2 separate regions of the Homo sapiens genome follow, and region 2 is linked to region 1. Evidence: read pairs that join two places in POLR2A ChIA-PET (ENCODE). Cell type or tissue: endothelial cell of umbilical vein. All regions are shown on one strand. Links, peaks and the distances in the headings refer to the core of each region. The heading gives the core; the rest is flanking DNA. Region 1 has its middle 66 kb from the start of MIR4424. Region 2 overlaps RALGPS2 (Ral GEF with PH domain and SH3 binding motif 2).

What was found. ChIA-PET counts read pairs that join two places held together with the same protein. Peaks named below come from ENCODE experiments on the same cell type or tissue, not always from the same donor. Only the 100,000 strongest peaks of a DNase experiment are listed, where the experiment ranks them.
Region 2: POLR2A ChIA-PET joins it to region 1 with 6 read pairs; 12 of 35 experiments call an interaction of 5 or more read pairs at or near these places.

Annotation. Positions count from the first base shown.
Region 1 is chr1:178,610,721-178,613,521 of GRCh38, reverse strand. No RefSeq gene overlaps it. Among named protein-coding and RNA genes, the nearest start is that of MIR4424, 66 kb to the left of the region's middle. In endothelial cell of umbilical vein, for the core only: no CTCF peak of the experiment used is centred there; a DNase peak (open chromatin) is centred at 1,131; H3K27ac peaks cover 947 bases.
Region 2 is chr1:178,733,347-178,736,147 of GRCh38, reverse strand. The region is part of intron 1 of RALGPS2 (Ral GEF with PH domain and SH3 binding motif 2); the gene reads right to left. Among named protein-coding and RNA genes, the nearest start is that of RALGPS2-AS1, 8.5 kb to the right of the region's middle. In endothelial cell of umbilical vein, for the core only: no CTCF peak of the experiment used is centred there; no DNase peak of the experiment used is centred there.

The DNA of each region.
Region 1 (2,801 bases), core at 67-2,566:
TGGGAGCCAGGGACATAAAAACACTGAAGCTTGCTGCCTTCTCTGAGGTTAGGGGAGAATTCCCTTCAGTTCAATCCACAGCAACAACAACAATAAAACCTCCACAAAACCAAAAACCACAAATAAAAGGGCACAACACTAGAAAATTTCTCAACAATCCACTCTAAGTAGGATATATATATATGGCTATAATTCTTCTTGAGTTTTCTCTACAATTTTATTTAAATAATGTTTCTTTTTTCCATTTTTTGTTGTTGTTTTGTTTTGTTTGTTTTTTGAGACGAAGTCTTGCTCTTGTCGCCCAGGCTGGAGAGCAATGGCGCAATCTCGGCTCACTGCAACCACCACCTCCCAGGTTTAAGCTATTCTCCTGCCCCAGCCTCCTGAGTAGCTAGGAATACAGGTGCCCGCCACCACACCTGGCTAATTTTTGTAATTTTTTTTGTAATTTTGTACTTTTAGTAGGGGTTTCACCATGTTGGCCAGACTGATCTCAAACTCCTGACCTCAGGTGATCCACCCACCTCGACCTTCCAAAGTGCTGGGATTATAGGCATGAGCCACCGTGCCTGGCCTCTTTTTTCCATTGTTATACTGCTTATATTCCTCCCTCCCCTCTCCCTATATATTTTCAACTGAAGCAGTTGAATCTATTTCTGGAATACCCATTTTATTCAATTAGTGATTTTTTTTCTTCTCCCTGTTTTGAAGTTGATACCATATTTTCATGAAGATTTAGTTGTTACAGGTTTCAAAATCTAATAGGGTCTACCAAAAATGAAAAAAAAAAGATTTTGTTATGGTTTACAGCTCTTTTGGACTAATTTCACATTATTTGTCAAGTTGTATAAATGATCTTTGGGAATTTTAATTGCATTAAATTCACATACTCGTTTAAGACATATTATCTTTACTGTATTCTCTTCTCAACCAGAAGCAGAGTAAATGACTTTGCCATTTTTTAACGTCTCCCTTTGTGTTTCCTATTATGGTGTTTTACATTTCTTAGAATAAGATAGTTTTTTCATTCCAAGTTGAGTCAATACTGAAGAATGTATGTTGTTTTATTACTGTTATAGAATGGAATCTTTTTTTGTGTATATCACCAGTACAAAGAATAACACCAAATTTTGTGGAGTTAGCCTGTAATCCAGAGCTCCTTATCACCTCTTGCCTCTTGGGCTTCATAAATATATAATAATATCATCTCTCAATGATACTTTCTTCCTTTTCTGTGTAGCTCCCTCCATTTGCCCTTCTCTGACATTACTGTCAGCATTGCAGTACTGTGCTGAGTGTAATGATGGCAGAGGCAGACTGGCTTTGTTTCTAATTTGAAGGGATTCTCTATTTTATATAATATTGGCTTTTAGCTTTAGTTTCTTTATGAAAGAAACTTTAACAGAGAAACTCTCCTTATTCAAATATTTAGTTTTCAAAAAGAATAGTTGTTGAATTGGTTTGAGTAATTTTTTGGTAGCTGTTGTGATAATGAAGTTATTTTATAAATTTATCATATTAGCACAGTAATTTAAAACCTATCACTTGAATAGATATGTGGACAATACAGTAATATCTGGACTTGACTCACAACTCAAAGCAAAAAAAAACAAAAAAACAACAAAAAAATGAAGAACCCAGTAAGTAAAAAAACCAACTAACCCAGTAGCTCAGAAAAGCCCATGCTTCTTTATGAAAGAAGCGCAGTTTATTTAGGAGTGTTTCTTTCCTTTAGGAGGCCCACCACTGGCAGTCTTTGAAATGTGCTCAGTGGTTTACCCAGACCACTCTTTTTTTTTTTTTTTATTTGAGACAGAGTTTCACTCTGCCACCCAGGCTGGCGTGCAGTGGCGGGATTTTGGCTCACTGCAACCTCCAACTTCGGCCTCCCAGGTTCAAGCGATTCTCCTGCCTCAGCCTCCCGAGTAGCTGGGATTACAGGCATGCACCACCACACCCGGCTAATTTTTGTGTTTTTAGTGGGGACAGGGGTTCACCATGTTGGCCAGGCTGGTCTCGAACTCCTGACCTCAAGTGATCCTCCCACCTCAGCCTCCCTAAGTGCTAGGATTACAGGCATAAGCTGCTGCACCTGGCCCAGACTACTTCTTACCCCTGTTTCCTGGACAACGTGAAGCCGCCTTTGCAAAATTATGACTGAGACACTGGAAGGGATCTAACTTAACCGACTCCATCTTGCTTCTAACCTCCAAGCTGTCTTTGTTCATTCCTGGGCATAGGCTGAACTAACTTTGGGAGAAACTTTGCGGTTTATAGTTTAAACAAAGACAGTAACAGCCCTTTCCCAAAGCAGACCTCCTTCTTGTCTGAGGACTAGATTAACATTAGCCACAGGATTAGAAATTATGGTTTAGGAGTCATGCAGCTGGAGGCTACAAGATTCTGACCCTCCCTAAACTGCTCCTAAGATCAGTGCTTGAGATATTTTGCAGACTTAGCTTTGATGGATCAGCTGGCACCACCCAAATCGATAAACTGGCTCATCTAATCTTGTGGCCCCCACCCAGGAACTGACTCAGTGCAAGAAGACAGCTTCCACTCCCTATGATTTCATCCTGACCAATCAGCACTCCTGGCTCACTGGCTCCCCGACCTACCAAGTTATCCTTAAAAACTTTGCTCCCTGAATGCTCGGGCGACTGATTTGAGTAATAATAAAACTCTGGTCTCTTGCACAACCAGCTCTGCGTGAGTTACTCTTTCTCTATTGCAATTCTCATCTTGATGAATGAGCTCTGTCTAAGCAGAGGGCAAGGTGAACCCCTTGGGCAGTTACAAGT
Region 2 (2,801 bases), core at 79-2,578, 120 kb before region 1:
ACAGAGCACTTATTACATAACACATCAACATATATACGTTTTTAAAGCTAACTGCCAAGTGATTAAGGGCATAGAGAAACAAACATGTACACCATAAGCGAGTATGCAAACATACTTAACCTCCAAATAACTCCCTTTTTAGGAATTCATCAAAAGGAAATTATGTAAGTACAGGAAGAGCTATAAAAAAAGATGTTAACTCTATCACTGTTATACTATCTAAAAGAAACAACCTAAATGCTCAAGAGTTTAAATAATGATACATTCACACAATACAATGCTACCATTAAAAATGATAGTAGAAACTATCTTTGAATGCAATACAATTATCCCCAGAAATATACAAATACTTTTAAATAAGTACAATAATTTTTTTGCTTATTTTTATTTTTTATGGTTTCATTTTTTACTTTTGAGATACATGTACAAATATAATGTACATATATCTAAGGTATTCTGTGTGATGAATTTTACAATGTAGACACCCATGTAACCACCAATCAAATATGGTGAAATCCCATCACTAAAAAAAAAAAAAAAAAAAAAGAATACAAAAATTAGCTGGGCATGGTGGCACGTGCCTGTAATCCCAGCTACTTGGGAGGCTGAGGCAGGAGAACTGCTTGAAGCAGGACCTGGGAGGCAGAGGTTGCAGTGAGCTGAGATCACGCCACTGCACTCCAGCCTGGGCTACAGCATCAAAAAAAAAAAAAAAAGAAAAGAAAAAGAAAATATAGACATTTCTAGCACTCTAGAAGGTCCCTCTTTGTTGTTCCTCTTACCTTTCCAGCCCCAACTCCTAAACACCATGCTCATGCTTCTATCACCATACATGAGTTTGACCTTGCCCTAAACTTTATGTAAATGAAGTCATGGAGTATGACTTCATGGAGTACGTACTCTTTTGTGTCTGGTTTCTTTTGCTCACCATTTTATCTGTGATAGTCACCCATGTTTGCTGAGTATAGCTATAGTTCATTCTTTTCCAGTACTGTACAGTGTTATACTATAAGGCTATACCACAAATTATTTATCCCCTTTTTTTGTTGTTGTTGACAGACATTTGGGTTGTTTCCAGCTGGAAGTGATCACGAAGCTGCTATGGACATGCCCTGTTTGCTATGGTTTTGGCGGTTTCATAACTTATTTTTATTTTATTGCCTCTTAATATCATTTTAACTACTTCTATTATAAAATAAAAAAGATCAAACAACCAGAAAATAATAAAGAAAAAAAGATCTGCTATCCCACCACACAAACTACTCAACATTTTTAACATTTATAGTTCACATAACTGAGATCTTGCTATACATGCTATCCTTTTTCTAAATCAACACCTTTAGTTATTTTTTCCCTTTTTTCTCTCCCTCTCCCTATTTTAGACCAACAAGAAAACAAACATTTACATTTAGTGTGCAACATTTTCCACCTTACAGAATCATCGAAACACATACAGACATAAAGGTTTCGGAGTTGTTTGCTTCATACAAATACTTGGTATATCCCTCTGCATCTTGCTCTTCTCAAATATTATGGCAACACTGTCACATCACTGATTATTTTTCCTATCTTTAACAGCTTTACTGAGATATAATTCACATACCATACAATTCACCCATTTAAAATGTACAAGTCAATGGTTTATAGCATATTCACAGAGGTACAACCATCAACACGGTCAATTTTAGAACATTTTCATCATCTCAGAAAGAAATCCATACCCTTTAGCTACCACCCCCTTACCCCTGCTACTGGCCTAAGCCACTTATCTGTTTTCTACCTCTATCTGCTGTTCTAGGAGAGGAACTGCTGGGTCGTATGGTAATGCTACGTTAAATTATTTGAAGAAGTGCCACATGGTCTTCCAAAGAAGCCACATCCATTTACATTCCCACAAGTGTATGAGGATCCCAATTTCTTAACATCCTTGCCTACACTTATTATCTAACTTTTTCATTCAAGTCATCCTAGTGGTGTGAAGCGGTATCTCACTGCGGTTTTGATTTCATTTTCCTGATAGCTAATAATGTCGAGCATGTTTTCATGTGCTTATTGGCCACTTGTTTATCTTTGAGAAATTTCTATTCAGCTCCTTTGCCTGTTTTTAAATTGAGTTGTCTTTTTATTATTGAGTTATAGGAGTGTTTATACATTCTGACTACAAGTTTCTTGTTAGATATGACTTGCAAATATTTTCTCCAATTCTGTGTATTGTCTTTTCACATTCTTGATGGCATCCTTTGAAGCACAAAAAATTTAATTTTTAAGTTCAATTTACCTCTTGCTTGTTTTGTTGCTCCTGCTTTTGGTGTCACTTTGTGTCATACGTAAGAATCCTTTACCTATTCCAAGGTCATAAAGATTTACCCCTATGTTTTCTTCTAATGTACATGTCCTCTGATGCACACATATACTGATTTCTATCAGGTCTATCCCCAGACATGAAACTGGTGGATCACAGAGCATATACAGATACAGTTTTAGGCAAATGCTGCCAAAGAATTTTCCAAAGTGGCTGTACCAATTTTCAAACCCACTTGAAATGTATAAGGGTTCCAAATGCTCTACATTCTTGCCAACACTTTGTATTTCAGATTTTTTAACTAACACCATTCTGGTGGGTATGCAGTGGCATCACATTGTAGTTTTAATTTGCGGTTTTCTAAAAATTATGTATCAGTACTTTTTAACCTTGGCCATCTGAACAATTCATTTTCTGAATACCTGTTCTAGTCTTTTGTCCATTTGTTTTAAAACTGGGTTGCCTGATTCTTTTGCATTGGTTTGCATACTTTTAAATA